Linked DNA regions of Homo sapiens: region 1 is linked to region 2. A link is an interaction called in ENCODE POLR2A ChIA-PET data of the cell type or tissue named here. Cell type or tissue: Panc1. All regions are shown on one strand.

Region 1 (8,000 bases), 650 kb before region 2:
CCTGAGGTGGATGTTTAGGGAATGAGTCCTCAAAGCATATACGTTGGCAAGGGTGGCAGAGCGCTGTGGGAGAAGGAGAAGCATGTGCAGAAAGAGGAGGCCAGGGGACCTTATGGCTCCTTTGTCCATCCACAAAGCATTAGTTTATTTATTCACTCATTTTTTCATCCAATATTTTTTAGCATCTGCTATGTATTATGTTCTGTGTTAGGTGCTGGGTGTTCAAGGAGGTAAATGAGAGCTGTGGTCCCTGCAAAGGCCAAGAGCACTCTGAGGAAACATCAGTACCTGGGGAGGCAGTGTGTGGTACCCAGCGGAGTGTGTGATGGGTGATGGGCATGGGCGGAACACTCACACAGAAGTGGCAGCGTGCCACAGGGGTGGCTGCAGGGGTGGCCATGCCTGGGGAAACGCGACTGCCTGGTTTGTCAGTGGGCCCTGTAGGACAGCAGTGAGGCACCTCCCAGGCAGCTCTGCAAGTGGCACTCCAAAGGAGAGCTGGAGAATAGAGGAGGGAAAAATGGGAATTCCTTGAGTCATAATTGGGTAGAGCTTTAGAAGGGGTTGAAGGTCATAAGTGGGAAACATGAGCCTAGAAAATATTGCTTACACATGAAAAAATGGCAGGCAGGATCAAACAGCAAATTGCAACCTGACATGCATGCTAGGGTCATGTCTGTGAAAATTCTACCTTTGGGAGGTAATGTGCCAAAAGAAAAAAAAAAAGAGACAAGAGAGAAGACTGTTGATTGAATGATGGGGGTAAGCTTATGGGTGATTTGTTAGATGGTTTTAAATGTTTAATCTTATTATGTAGTAGCTATAATCTTATCATTACAGTAGTAATACTAAAATTGAGGAGTAGAACAATGATAGAGTTTGGGGGGATGAGAGATGTTTTCTTGAGATTCATTTCACATAGTAAAAGAAAACCCAATAAAAGTAAGATGGAATGAATCCCCTCTACATCTTCTTCTGTGACTGGGTCAGGCAGCTGTGAGCAGCTAAGAGAAGCCCTGATCTTACAGGTGATTCAGCTCCACTTCCACTTCTTTTTGGGACTCACTGGGGATTATTTGTTTCTCTTAATGGGCAACAATTAGCTAATACCCCACCACTACAAGCAAAGTAAAAACTGGGCCTGTGTTAACAGTTCTCTTTTTGATGGGGTCATTGGTGTAACAGATAACTTCTAGCTGCATTAGGACTGGTAGCACATCAACATTGCCTCTCTGTTGTGAAAGGAAAATAGAAACGGCTAAGTCAACCATATATAAAGGCTTATATTTGCTCTTCAAAAGTTTTTTTTTTTTTTCAACATATCTTTGCTGGGGTTGGGCCATAGCTTGATGGGTATTTGTTGAATGACTAATTATTGACTTATAGGCTAACAGCCTCCTTTGAAGTAGGCTGAGCAAACAAACCATTAAGTGGAACATGGTGTCTAGGTTACACAGCTCACTCATCTGCTAATCACTGGGGCACACTGCTGGTTATTATTACCTGAGACCCTGAAAGGAAGCACTAAAGAAATGAAGACAGAGGAATACCAGGAGAGAAAGGAGGTCCAGTTAGACCTAAAGGTGGGCAAGAAGAAGAAGAAGAGGTGAGATCCTCAGTATTGAACAAGTACAGTGCAGCACATAGGTGATGTCTTAATAGGGGTCTTGGTCAATAATTGTTTGGTTGCAAGAAATAGAAGTATTATAAATTTAACTCTCAGTAATAACAATGATTTCGTTGGAAGGCTATGAGGAATCTCACCGACTTCAAGGGCAGGGATGACAACCAGACCCGTGAGAGGCTCAGAGACTTTCCTAGCTTCTTGCCTGTGTTTCTCTGGGTGTTTTTTTTTTTTTTTTTTTCATCTCAGCTTATCTCAGTAGCTTTGTTTCATTCTTTTCTCTGCAGACTGGCTTTCTCTGTTTTGCCTTTTCTTTTTCTCCTTCTTTCTTTCCTTCCTTCTCTCTCTCTTTCTTTCTTTTTTTTTTTTTTTTTTTTTTTTTTTGACAGAGTTTTGCTCTTGTTGCCCAGGCTGGAGTGCAATGGCACAATCTTGGCTCAGCGCAACCTCTGTCTCGTGGGTTCCAAGCGATTCTCCTGCCTCAGCCTCCGGAGTAGCTGGGATTACAGGCATGCACTACCATGCCCGGCTAATTTTGTATTTTTGGTAGAGACGGAGTTTCTCCATGCTGGTAAGGCTGGTCTCGAACTCCCGACCTCAGGTGATCCACCCGTTTGGGCCTCCCAAAGTGCTGGGACTGCAGGCATGAGCCACCACACCCGGCTGTTCTGCCTTTTCTAGGTTTTAACTTGTTCACTTAAACTTGGACATGATCTCTCAGGTTATGGGCCCAATACCAAGAATCTAAGTCCAGAGACCCAGGAGACAGAATCTGATTGGTCAATGGCTAGCCAATGGGGTGCCTCCCCTCAGTCAGGAGTCCATTGCTGTTCCAACAGCTGCAGCCAGGGAGAGGTACGTGAATGTGGATAAACATGGTGGCAGGGACAGTTCCTGTGGGTGGTCAGAAAAGGAGGCACTGACTGAGCAGGCAGCACATTGGCTAACATGTCTGCTGTGGGGAAAACTGGAATGACTTGGCTGTTGGATAAAATACTCAACCACATGTAGAAAATGCCCACCATGTATTTTTAAAAATGAATAGCTTCTGAAGGTTGGAGTCCAGGCTGCCATAAGGGTCTACATAACACTTGATTTCCAAGGAGTTTCCCCCTCGTTTTCCAAGTCTTTGGAGAGAGCAGTTAGTAGAAAATGTTAATGGCCAATTTTAGCAAATGACCATTTTGGTACTCCCAGGCCACTAGGGCTGGCTAGAGCTAATTTTTAGAATGCCCCCTTGATGATCCTGGCAACTTGTTTCATATTGACCTGGAGACACGGCATGGGCCCAGATCCAAATGTACTGCTAAGCCTACATTTGCTGTACTTGTGGGCAAGGAAAAGCCACCCCAATTACTCCATGTGGATTTCTCGTCTCAGAATATTCCATGGCTTGTCTGGTCTCACTGCAGAACTGCGGGGTGTGGTTGGGCAGGTTGCACACGACTGTGCTCATGACTCCCCTTAGACTCACACGGGAGCCTTGATTCCACGCTGGTTGCACGGTTTCATTTCTGTGCCTCCAGGTTCTCCCTCTGGACTGTGAGCTCTGGGATGCAAGAGATGCGACTTCCTCTTCTATTGCTTGCCCAAGGGGCTTGTGTAGGCCTGGCCACTCGTTTCTCTCCCCGTTCCTTCTGTCCCTCCGAGAAGACACTCAGACCCTGCCACCCATCCTCACACCGGATGTGAATGGAGGTCACTGCAGTCCCTCTCCTGGGCTACGCTTTAGGGCCCACTCTCATGGTGGCAGAGTCAATGTTGGCATCTGTTAAAGGGACCTCAGCCCAGTGGGCGGGGAGAGTGCTTTCCTGCAGAGCGGGTTGTGCTCAGTTGTGAACTCACAGCCAGCGCTGGTGAGACAAGCTCCAAGGCAGAGGCTAGTTTTCTCGGTCTTCCTCATGAACACGTGGTGGCTGCATTAGCTTATCCACAGGGTCCTCCTACTCTAAGCTTCTGGTCCCAATCAGTAAGCGACTGGCCCCTACTAGACCCCCACCTACTGGGTATTTGACTGATGGATGGAGTCACCATCTGTCTGCTTGGGCACCTGGAGCCCCTGAGCTCCAGTCCCTGCAAGCCTTTCCCTGCAGAGCCCAACCGCAGGGTTTGGCTGATAGCCTGGAACTGCCTCACCATCATTTTTCACTGGCCCCACCCCAAAGGACAGCCTCCCCAAGTAACCTTTTTCAATTGCTCCAACTTCCCTGGAGTGTTGACTTAGCCAGAGAGCACGCTCCCTCTCTAACCTCGGTGTGTTTGCTCAGCGGAGGAGCGGGCATTAGGTCCGCTTGACTCCATGAGCACACAGGTTCCTCTGTCTTTACAGGAGCGTCCCACGGAGGGGGTGCGGCGGGGGGCAGGGGAGACTGAGGAGGGAGGCGCAGCTTCCTGTTCTGCTGCCGGTTATCACAGGCTGTTCTAATGCTGCTCAAACAATATTGAGAATAACCCCGGCTCAATAGCACCAGTGTTAGGCTGCAAAGTCAATATTGGCTGAGCAAACACAGCAAATAAGGAGTTGCTATTTGCGTAGCTATGAGTACTTGTGTGCTCCGGCTGCCTCGACAGGGCCCTTGGAAATGAATGGGAAGGAGGAGGGTGTCTGGAGGTGGAGTGGGTTCCTGAGAGGGGATAGGCCAGGGTTTCTCACCTTGGCATTGTTAACAATTGGGGCCGGATGGTTCTTTGTTGTGGGGGAATATCCTCTGCGTTGTAGGATGTTTAGCAGCAGCCCTGGCCTCTGCCCTCTAGATGCCAGTAGCACCCGCTCCTGATTGTCCAGAGAAACCAAAATGTCTCTTGACATTGCCACATGTCCCCTGGGAAAGGACAGAGGGCAAAACCTCCCCCTGCTGAGACACACTAGGCTAGGTGCAGGACAAGGCTGAGGAGCAGACGGGCTAGAAAAGAGAGAAGGGCTGGGAGGGGCTCACTATGCCTCTTTGACCCTCCTGCTTTCCAGCTGGGGCTCTCCCCAGTCTCTTGTGAGTGCCAAGAAAAGCCAGCCTTTTTAAGAACTAGATGCAATGTACAAGTGCCTCTTCGATAGAAGAGCCTTTTCAGCTGCTGGCTGGATGTCCGTGGCCACCTGCTTACCCTTGCCCTGTCTTGGAACTCACTCCTGTTCTCCACCCCGAGAAAGAGAGAGGTGGTGAGATGCTCAGATAATTTATGTCTGTCTCTCTCTTGTAGAATTTCTGGCATGTTTTGCCCTGGCCGGTGACCTTCTCAGTCAGACATGCCTATTTATAACAATCTGTCCCTGGCTCTACTTCCTCCCCTTTGCCACAAGGGATTGGCTCGTGCATTCTTGAATGCTGCAAGTGGCCAAGGCTGGGCCTGTGGGAGGGCATGGGGCAGGGAGGGGAGCCAGGCACGCTGGCCAGAGGGCCTCCCTGGGGACAGGCTGCACCAGCTCAGTTCTCCTTCAGGCTCTGCAGGGTCACATCCAGGTTCACCTTTGGTCCGCTACTGGGAGGGCGATAGAGAGAGCGCTTATAGCCTGGTGAAGGCCAGGGCTGCCTCAGGGGCTGTCTGTGCCATAGTCACCAGTCCTCATTGCTGGGCCATAGCTGGAGCAGAAAGACGCCCAGAGAGGCTGTGCTGAGGGGCTCCGAACACATCTTGATGCCTGGAGACTTCTCCTCCAGGCCGGGCTGCCACGGCTCCCAGGTTGGGGTGGATTAGGAATGAAAAGAATGACACTGACCATAAATGAGCATTAGACACTGCTCCTTTTTGAATGTTGATCCTTTTGGTTGTGGTGGGAGTGAAGGGAAGCCCGTACTTGGAGCAGAAGGGGAGCCCGTACTTAGGCAGCTGTGATGATGTGGGGGTCATGATTGCCATACCATTGGCCTTGGCTTCAGAAAGTGGCATCTTGGGAGGAAGGAAAACTCCTGGATCTCCAGACGTTGAGAAGGAAAGAGCAGGCAGGCAGAAGAGAACCGGGCAGCCTAGGCGTGAAGCAGCTGCAGGAAGGTGGACAGCTGTGATTTTTTTTTCCTTTTTTTCAAAGTTAGCACACACCTTATGCACCACTCTATTTGGCCTCTCTCCTTCCCTCCTTCCTTTGACAGAGGAGGAGAAGACATTTGAGAAACCTACCGCATGCGACTCCTTCCTAAAGGTACTTGCACAAGAATGTTTCACAGAGCAATGGAAGCCTTTCAAAACTTGTCAGAACCATTGCCTGATTTCTTTAGAGACTTGGCAGGGGGCAGGTTGGCATGATTAGACTCAAGCCCCAAAGATGGAAGCATTCCTGAAGCAGTCATCCTGATTGTGGGGCCACCTGGGGAAACAGGGATCCCTCCCTCCAAAGCTGATTCTGCATTTGGAGTGTCGGGGAGGGCCTCGGGGTCTGGCCCACCCCAGCTGGAGCCCCCCTGCTGTTGCCTTATCCTGGTGGCCCGCTTCCCAGCTCCCTGCAGGTGTATTTTCCTTTCTGCTTGGAAGATGGGTGATGTGGGCTGTGGTTGTGGAGAAAGAAGCCTCGGTGTTAGCAATGGGGATGGAGAGGTCCATCAGCTGGCTTCGGTCTCACCTCTCTGGCATCCTGGGATCTTGTGTCAGACTTCATTTGAAGAGTGGCTTCTGCTCTTAAAAAAAGAAAAGTTGAAGCTATAGTAGAAAACAGCGTGACTTTCAAGCCAGGGGTAACTGAGTTCCCACCCCTGTTCTTTCACTTACTGGACACATTCACAAGAGTGGATGTCACCCTTCTGAGTGTCACTTGTCCCACCCGCAACATGGGAACAGTAACATTCAGCCTCTAGGGCTGAAGCAAGGATAAAATGAGACTGCATGTGTGTGTGGTGACAGTGCCATGCTCAATGCCATAGACACTTGGGAAATGGAAGCCCTTGATTCCTTTGCCTTCCCCTCTAGATCCTGCTCAGCTTCCCAGGCCAGCCCAGGTTGAGGCGCTGCCAGGTGGTCCCTTGGGACCTTGCTTCTGAAGCCCCCCAGTGATCTCTTCTCTCTTTGAGAGAAGGAGAGTGATAGAAAGAACACCTGCAGTGGACTCAAAAGACCTGGCTTTAAATGCCGACTCAGCAACTTAGTAGCTGTAAGGCATCAGGCCAGTGACCTAACCTCTCTGAACTTTGGTTTTCTCATCTGGATAATGGGCCTGATGATACTTTCCTCCGAGGTGCCAGTAAGTCAGGAGAAGGCAGTGCTTCAGAAATGTGGGTCTAGTTATGAAGCCCCCTTTGGGGTTTGTTTAAAGTGCAGGTTGCTTATGTTCACTACTCGAAGCTTCTGATGCAGTTGGTCTGGGGTGGAGCCCAGGAATCTGCTTTATAAATAAGCCAGCAGGTGGCTGGGATGCAGGTGGCCCACCAAGAAAAAATATAGAGTGTGTGATCCCAGTGTCCTGGGTGCTCTCCAGACCGTGTCTGCAGGGGAGGCCCCCACATAGCACAAACACACCCTATCTGTCTCTCCAGCAGCTCAAGCAGGACCACCAGGAAAGTCTTCTCAATTGCCTCTGAGATTCCCCCCAAATGCCACCTCATGCTGCAGTCGCCACATGGGCCTGTCCAGTTCTCGCTATGTTAACATAGGCGAGAACATGGACAGTTAATCCATGAGGTGAGTTCAGAAATCCAGCAGTCTGAAGGTGTAAAGTGGAGGGAGATGAAGAGAGAGGGGTGGGCAGGGAGCAAGTCCTGAAATCTGAGCTGAGGATAGGTCTGGACTTTTCCTCCATGATCAGGAGCCATCAAAGGTGTGAAGCAGGAGAAAGACCACTTTGGTGGACCTATGGGGGATGCACCAGAGGAGGCAAGGCTGGAATCAGGACCCCCTTATGAGGAGGTTGTAGTGGATGGGGATAGAAGCCAGGTAGGGCTAATGAGAAGGGAGAAAGTGGATGGATTGTATCAGTTTCCTTTTTGCTGCTGCAACAAATTTTAAACTTAAAGCAACACAACTTAATTTTCTTACAATTCTGGAGGCCAGAAGTTCAAAATCAATCTACTGGGCTAAAGCCAATGTGTCAGTCTGGCTGGTTCCTTTGGGAGGCTCTAGGGTAGACGTTATTCCCAGATTGCCTTTTCCAGCTTCTAGAAGCCACCTGCATGTCTTGGCTCATGGCCCCTTTCTGTCATCCTCAATCCGCATTATTCCAGTCTCAGCTACCATCATCACATCACCGTCTATCTGACTCTGACCTTCCTGCATCCCTCTTATAAGGACTGTTGTGGATATTCAGGGCCCAGCTGGAAAATCTCATCTCAAGGTTCTTAATCACATTGGCAAATTTCTCTTTGCCATGTGAGTTAACATTCACAGGTCCTAGGGGTTAGGACGTGGATATATTTGGAAGGCCATTATTTAGCCTAGCACCTGGATGCAAAGGACTTTG
Region 2 (8,000 bases):
GGCTGCTGGGGCTGATGACCTGAGTGGCTACACATGGCCTCCCCATGAGGCTGGAGCTCTTCCCAGCCTGAAATCCTAGAGGGAGCACACTGAGACCAAGTGTTCCAAGAACCCCAAGCAGAAGCTGCAAGGCTTCTTGTGACTTAGCCTCAGAAATCCCAGAATGTCGCTTCCACTGCATTCTAGTGGTCCACTATCTGGTTAAGCAAGTCATTCAGGCCAGCCCTGATTTAAGAATGACACCTCACCTTTTGATGGAAGGTGTGTCAAACATTGCAGCCATCTTTAAACTACCAAAAGGAGATGCTGCATAGAAAGCACAGTATCTGACACGTGATACATATTCAATAACTGCTAGTTTTGGGGTTGTCTCCTGCCTGCATTTATTTGACCAGTTTCCAGCTCAGCGAGGCCGGTCCCATCTATCCACCAGATACCCCTCAGCCTTCCTAAGAGAATGTGTAGCCTTACTAGTCAATGTACAGAGAGGACAGGCAGGCAGGGTGATGGGTTCCACAAGCAATCCACACTGGCAGCAGAAAGATCCAGGAGAGATGGTTTCTAGCTCTAATTACCCTAATAAGTTATTCAGTTGCCTTGAGCAAGTCTATTGCCCTCTCTGGACTCAGTTTCCCCATTTGTCAAAGGGGGGATGGACTGGATGAGCTCTAAGGCCCTTTCTGCCCCTATCATTCTTGTTTTTCTTTTTTTAATTTTTTGAGAGAGAGTCTTGCTCTGTTGCCCAGGCTGGAGTGCAGTGGCACGATCTTGACTCACTACAACCTCTGCCTCCTGGGTTCAAGCAATTCTCCTGTCTCAGTCTCCCAAATAGCTGGTACTACAGGTGCCTGCCACCGTGCCCAACTAATTTTTGTATTTTTAGTAGAATGGGGTTTCACCATATTGGTCAGGCTGGTCTTGAACTCCTGACCTCAGGTGATCCACCCGCTTCGGCCTCCCAAAGTGCTGGGATTACAGGTGTGAGCCACCACACCCGGGCTTCTGCCCCTGCCATTCTATGATATGTGTTCCTCAGCACCATCTCAGGGACTCTGGGGGCTCATAAACTGATGGCTAGGATGTGTGACTTGATATTGTTTCTGTCCTCATCGCAGGGACTGTCCCAACTCATCTTTGGTGTCACACCTGGGCCCAAGCTTTCAGAGGCCTCAGAGGTGTCTGAATTGTAAGCCAGTCCCAGCCTGACTTCCCCTTATGAACTCAGTCCCCCGAAAGTCCCTTTTGTAAATGAAGCATGGTAATATTTAGGTGATGGGACGTCCCCACTTCTCCCTGTTCTTCCTGGAGAAACTAAAGGCTTTGCTTAGGTCAGATCACACTGTAGCTACCCCCGCCTTTGGTGGGGACTAACCCCACTGTTCATTTGATGGGCTTTCCTCTTGATTTCTTGGGAGTGTTTTGCTGAAGTGAGATGTGGTTCTCAGCAGGGCTGACACCACCTGGAGATTCTCCGGACCTTACCCGCACTGTGAGCAGGGAAGTTTCTGTCTCTGGAAATACAATCAAAACATGTGCTTTTATTGCTCAGGTGCTGTCTACCAGGGACCACCCGGCCATGGGGAATTGAGAATATTTTCAATATGGGGTAGAAAAAAGCTTCAACACATAGTGTCTTCTTCCAGCCATCCTGCTGGTGACTGTTTGATGGTTGTTTCTTAGACTCTAACATGAGCTGAACCTTGGAAGGAATGAAATTTAGCCAGATGCAGGAAAGAGGGGAGTGATGTATAGGATGGAGGTGAGGCAGGAGTGGGCACAGGCCGGGAGATGGGACGGAGGAAGCTGTCTTGGGAGTAGTAAGGAGGCCTGCCTGGCTGCAGTACAGCCCTCAACTGGTGGAGCAGGGATGAAAGTGTTCAGACTTAGGCCCTCTTTTCTTGCTCACATTCATTCATTCATGTATCATTCATTCATTCTTCATGGAGCTCCTGCTGTGGAAGGCACAGGGCTGGCTCTTGGAAATAAAATGGCGAACCAAAGCAGACACCTTCCCTGCCTTACAGTCTAGAGGGGGAGATAGATGCGAATACCTTCCCTGCCTTACAGTCTAGAGCAGGAGACAGATGCGAATCAGATGGCCTTTCCGACAAAATGGACAGTTCCAGCCAGGACTAGTGGCGTGCATGAGCGGCATACAGTGTGTGAAGGCCTTGACTATGGGGGACTGGCCTGGTCAGTGAGGTCAAGGCAGACTTCGTCGATATTCAAAGTATGACCTGAAGGATGAATAGGAGCTAACTACAGGAAGGGGGAGAGGGAAGAATGTTCTCGGCCGAGGGGAGAGCATGTGCAGAGGCCCTGGGCAGGACAGAAGGAAGCATGTCAGGCACAAAAGGCTCAGAGGGACAGGTGGCGAGGGGGGAGTGGGATTTTTCCTCCATATTAATGAGCTGCACCTTTAACCCCAAAATAATGGGAAACTACTGTTGGTTATGAAGGCCACGGGCTATGGATTTGAGCTGACTTGCATTTTGGCACTATCGCTCGGGCAGCATTATGGAGAACAGATTGGAAGGAGCCATGGTGAGTTTGGGAAGAGCAGCTGGGAGGCTACTGCATTTGTCCAGCCCGGGGACAGACTCAGGGGCAGAGATGGAGAGGATTGGAGGAAGCTGAGAGATCTTGAGGAGGCAACACTGCCGCGATTCGGGGGTGGATTGGCTATGGAGGGTGAAGAAGGATAAGTTGAAGGCCTGGTCCCGTGTCCAGCTTGGGCATTTGGATGAATGCTGTGGCCATTGGCTGAGACAGGGAAGGCCCGAGCGGGGGTTAGCCAGCAGACTCACTTTCATAAACTTATGTTCAAGGTCTCTGTAGCCACACAGGTGGGGAAGTTAAGGAAGCAGGTGGCTCTTTGGATCTGAGTCTCAGGATGGCTGCAGGGTCTGAGAGCCACCTCTAAGCCATCTTGTCTGGGTGGTGACTAAGCCATTGCAGTGGAGGTCAGGGCCTCCCCTACCCCCACCAAGGAGGAAGTGGATGGGATTAACCAGAGAAAGTAGAGTCAAGGGAAGAGGCACCCATTTGCCAGCATTTGCCACCCAGGGGAGGCCTGGCCTGCAAAGGAGACCGAGAAGGAAATGAAAACCTCAAGGATGAGCAGGTTGCTGGGAGGGAGGGTTTACCGCTGCCAGGTCCTGCCAGGCTCAAGGAAGTAGACACTGAAAATATCTGGCTTTAGGTCATGGTGGCCTCTCTGCCTGGACACTATCATCCACTCCCAGGATGCTAACAAGCCTCTTCTTGCCAGTGTCGTCTGGATGTTCTGCTCCAGCTCCCGGTTCGTACCTGATCTAGAGCTCTGCCATCCTGACATTATCAGTACTCATGCACGCCACCTGCAATCCGAACAGAGAACTTTCAACTGACTTCTTTTTGCTTCTGGGAATGAGGTTTTTTGGCATTTTAAAGCTTGAATTGGAAAGGTGGGGAGTGCTGGAGAGTGGTGTTTTTCAGAGGAAGCCATCACTGAATCCTATTCCCCTTGTCCCTTCTCCTGTACCCCCATTTCCCTGCCTACCTCCCCGAGGAGGATTTGGAAACAAGGGATGAAAATTTGCCTTTCTGATCTATGGACCAGCATTTAGAAAAACCAAATTTCTATGGGCTCCGATGAAGCCTGTAATCTGGCATTTAATTCAACTCACTTCAATAAGATTCAAGTCAATTCAATTCAAATCAGTCAATTCAAATTAATCCAAGAAACTTATGAGAGTCTTTGTGTTGGGCAGGGTGGGAGACAGGGAGACCTCAAGGCTTCAGGGAGTAAAACGATTCAGTGTCTTGAGGGAGCCAGCTGGGCTGCTGATGGCAGGGCCTTTGTGGCAGTCCAGGTCCAGGGGAAAAGGGGCTTCCCCGCATCCAGGAAGGAAATGGGTTAGGGCCGGCATTCTGCAGAGAACCACCTCTTTGCTGGGCTGTGAAGCAAGGAAGTGGGAAGGTGGGCCATGTGGCACAGACACGCAAGAGATGACTCCGCCTAGCCTGCTGCTTGCCTAGTTCTCAACAAAGCAGCCCACTGTTCACATCCCACCTGTGCTTCTCCAGAAAGCTGGAAAGCACCAAAGGCCCTTTTCACTCCTACCTGCTCTGCCACCATTCATCCCCGGGTCCCCGAGGCTGGTGGGTGATTCAGCTTGGAAGACTGTCTCTCACCCCACCCTGCCCCTGCCAGCCCAGAGCTCCTGAAGCCTGGCCTTCTGTCTGGGGCTCCTCCTTAGGGAGGAATTCACCAATGTCTCTGGAGCAGCAGGGGTTTTGCTCCAGGGAAGGGCTTCAAGAAACCTGATCACACTCTTCATTGGCTCTTTAGTGGTGTCCTCTGGCAAAGCAATGGAGTTTTGCTCATTCATTCATTCAACAAACACTTCTGCATGTCTGCCAGGTGACTGGGCGACAGAGCTAAACAGGACCCACGTGGCAGCTGCTCTCCTGGACCTCACGGGAGTAACCGCAACTGGTGGGTGCTGGTGGGTGAGAAGCAGGATGAAGGAGCATTAGACACTCTGGGAGGGAGGCCTGGGAAGGGGTATCACACCCCAGAGTGGTACTGCTCTGAGTGACAAAGGACACAGACACTATCTGACCCAGTTCCTTCCTTGCATTTGAAGCCAGCAAGGTGACAGTTGTCCAAGGAGCCTCTGCAAGTTGATAGCAGCACTTCTGGCTCCAAGCCAGAGCAGCTCTGTCCCTTTCTGCAGGGCTGTGCCTCCCTCTCCAGGATTCCTGGGCCTGAAAACATTTCTCGGGTTTATTTGACAAAGCAAGAGGGCAGTGGCGGGGCCAGGCCCTTGCTGGGTGCTCTTTTAGACAGTTTATTCAAGGACGCATCAGTGACCAGCCTGGTAAGGAAGGCTCAGGCCCCTCTGAGGGGAGGGCAGGTAGAAATTCTCTGCTCAGTCTGCAAGAGGTTCTGCTCCCCAAGCAGCGCCCTAATGAGGCCCCCACCCCAGGACTTTGGCTGGACTTCTCCGCTGAGTAAGAGCTGCTGCTTTCTGGTGGGCCAGCCCCACTTCTCCAGGGTGTGTCATGTAGACAGACCTCCGTTTCCTCCTCTGTCGTAGAGCAATAACATTGGCTCTCACCCCCATGGAGTTGCTGGGGAGAACAAAATGGGTTTGTGTGTGGGGGTGGTGACAGTCAAGTACCTGTGCAGGGCTGGACATATGGGAGGGCTCTGTAAATGTGAGATGTTATTAACAGGCATGCTGCCTTCTGGAGCTTTCCAGGGCCTTGGCCCAGGTGCAGAACAGCACACTGGGACCCAGGAACCCTGGGTTCTCTTTCTTTCTGGTGACCTTGGGCCCCTGAACCCCTCAGACTGCTTGGACCTTCTAGGTGTTGGCCTCCCTCTCATAGGATGATGCCTGGGCCTGGGGCCCTGGAGATCTGGCCAGGCCAGAGTGGGCTCCCCCAAGCCACCTGCCAGGGCAGGAGCTGTTGGAAGCCATTTCTCTTCTATACCGTCCCAGCCATACTCTCCAGCTCAGAATAGACCCAGTCCTCCACTGTTACAGCCTAGAGATTCCACCCCCTTTGGGTTGGTCACTCTGGGCCACTCCTGCAGAGAATGAGAGAAATTAGCTGAGAAATAAAATCGCAATTCGTATTGCAAAGAAGGGATTAATTTCTTTATTGTATAAAGATCTCCTACCCAGCAACAAGAACAAACCAATAACTCAATTTAAAAAATGGGCAAAATATAGGAAGACCGTTTCAAAAGAATATATAAGTGGCTCTTAAATAGATGAAAAGTTACTCAGCCTTACTCATAAAAGAAATGCAAATTAAAACTTCAATAAAAGACCCTCTTTTAGGCCGAGTGTGGTGGCTCACGCCTGTAACCCCAGCACTTTGGGAGGCCAAGGCAGGCAGATCTCTATTAAAAATACAAAAATTAGCTGCGTGCAGTGGCATGTGCCTGTAGTCCCAGCTACTCCAGACACTGAGGCAGGAGAATCATGTGAGCCTGGGAGGCAAAGATTGCAGTGAGCTGAGGTCGTGCCATTGCACTCCAGCCGGGGCAATGGGAGAGAAACCCTGTCTCAAAAAAAAAAAAAAAAGACCCTTTTTGAACCATTATATCAAAAAGATCAAAAGTATGGCACACTCTGCTGCTGAGGGTGCAAGGACAGGTGCCAGAGTGTGGGGCTGGCAGGAAGAGGAATCAGCGTGTCTGGGAGAGCCACTGGGAGCCCCTGCCAAACCACACCTGCTCTTCCCTCTGACCGGCACAGCCAACCCTAGGATTTCATCATGCGGATACACAGGGGACGTGTGTGCTCCTCATTCACTGTGGCATTATTTATCAAAGCAAAAGATTGTCAATCTCCAAATGTTAATCAATAGGGGACTGATTAAATAAACAATGATGTCCGTACAATGGGACTCTACACAACTGTTAAGCAGAACCAACATACAGATGACATTAGCTACGTCACATGGAATGGAGGACCTCCCAACTGTGCCTCTTCAACCCACAGAATTATACGAAATACATATTAGTATTGATTTAAACCACTGAAGAAAGGAGAATGGACCCTGTATGTTTCTATAAGGAGAGGGTTCCAAGGTATATTGACATGCTACCATTTGTGTAAAAAGAGGAAAAGAATGAACACACACATGTTTGCATTTGGGTTTCTAAATGCATATACAAACATATATGGCTTTAAAGAAACTGGTAGGAGTGGAGGCCTCCAAGGAGGAGACTTGGGGGCAGAGGAACTTGATAGTGAAGAACAGGGGAGGGGAGGAGGCTTGATTTTCACTTTTTTTTTTTTTTTGCAATATGCCTGTATTTCCTATTCTAAAGATATACATACTTACACTAATTAATGAATCAAATGATCTCTTGGCAGAGATACTGAGAGTAAGACAGAGACATACCAGGGTGTGAACCCCAGGCTGCAGCCCTCTCTTTGTGTTGTCATGGGGTCAAGGGACATGCCCTTGAGCTGAGGGTCAAGGCCTGGGAAAGTTCCCACCCAGCCCCAGGGCCCAGCCCTCACAGGGTGGTGACTCATGGGCACCCGGGAAGTTTCGGTTCCTGTGGTTTTTGCTCTGTTCCAGTGGCCTCCTCTGCTGGGACACATCACTCTCCTGGCTGCTGGGATTCTAGCAGCCCACTGGGCCTGCTGCGTCCCTATCTCTGGGTATCTTTAGATGCTGTCTCTGGCCTGTCCTAGGAGGGACTCAGACCTTTAGAATGCCAAAGCAGAGGGTCCCCAGCCCTCTCAAGTGCTATCCTCAATGTCTGGCCCATCACAACCCTGCAGCCCCTGCCACGAACACTGACCTCAAGGGGTCACAGCTGCGGTGGCTTTGCTCAGAGCAGCCCCTGCCAATCTTAAAGTGGATGCTAGAAGGGAAGGCCAAGTGAGAATCCTGGGCGAGCCATTTCCTGTCTTTCTGTGGGTGTTGGAGCAGGACGGCGGGCGGCGTGGCCGGCTTGGGGGTGGAATCCTTGCCCTTCTCCGCCTCCTTTGCCAGGTGCAGGATGGATGCTGAGAGTCTATTTTGCAGATGAGGCAACTGAGCCCATTGCGTTCTGCCTGTTAGGTGTGGTGCAGGTGCCTGGGCAGATGTGTACTCCCGAGCCAGCTCCTCAGCCGCATGACCTTAGGTGAGTCACATCGCTACTCTGGGCCTCAGTTTTCTCATCTGCAAAGTGGGAACAATAATATTTTGTTTTTGACTTGCTGGCCACAAAGGCCCTGGATGAAAGGTAACTTCATGTGGTTGACTGCTCTGAGCTCCCTCCTCCTGAACCTCTAATGTGCCCGCTTCCTAGGGAATGCAAGCTTCCAGAGGGCCAAGCTTTTGCCCAAGTAGTTGCAGCAGGGGCCTGGAGCAGTCAGACCTACTGGGGAAGCAGGTGAGGGGGTTAGTTCCTGGGCACCAGGGTGACATTGCTCAGGGATCATAAAATTCACGTCCTCACCCACGTCCTTCCTCTTTATTTTGACTCAGAGCCAATC

What was found. Peaks named below come from ENCODE experiments on the same cell type or tissue, not always from the same donor. Only the 100,000 strongest peaks of a DNase experiment are listed, where the experiment ranks them.
Region 1: POLR2A ChIA-PET joins it to region 2 with 11 read pairs; 2 of 35 experiments call an interaction of 5 or more read pairs at or near these places.

What each region holds. Positions count from the first base shown.
Region 1 is chr15:69,590,708-69,598,707 of GRCh38, forward strand. PCAT29 (prostate cancer associated transcript 29) reads left to right here and starts at 1,493. Exons shown (of 4, transcript NR_126438.1): 1 at 1,493-1,606. In Panc1, no CTCF peak of the experiment used is centred here; DNase peaks (open chromatin) are centred at 1,402, 3,864 and 4,126; H3K4me3 peaks cover 1,607 bases; H3K27ac peaks cover 6,038 bases; H3K27me3 peaks cover 247 bases.
Region 2 is chr15:70,239,080-70,247,079 of GRCh38, forward strand. No RefSeq gene overlaps it. Among named protein-coding and RNA genes, the nearest start is that of TLE3, 150 kb to the left of the region's middle. RefSeq lists an enhancer at 6,871-6,920. In Panc1, no CTCF peak of the experiment used is centred here; a DNase peak (open chromatin) is centred at 7,068.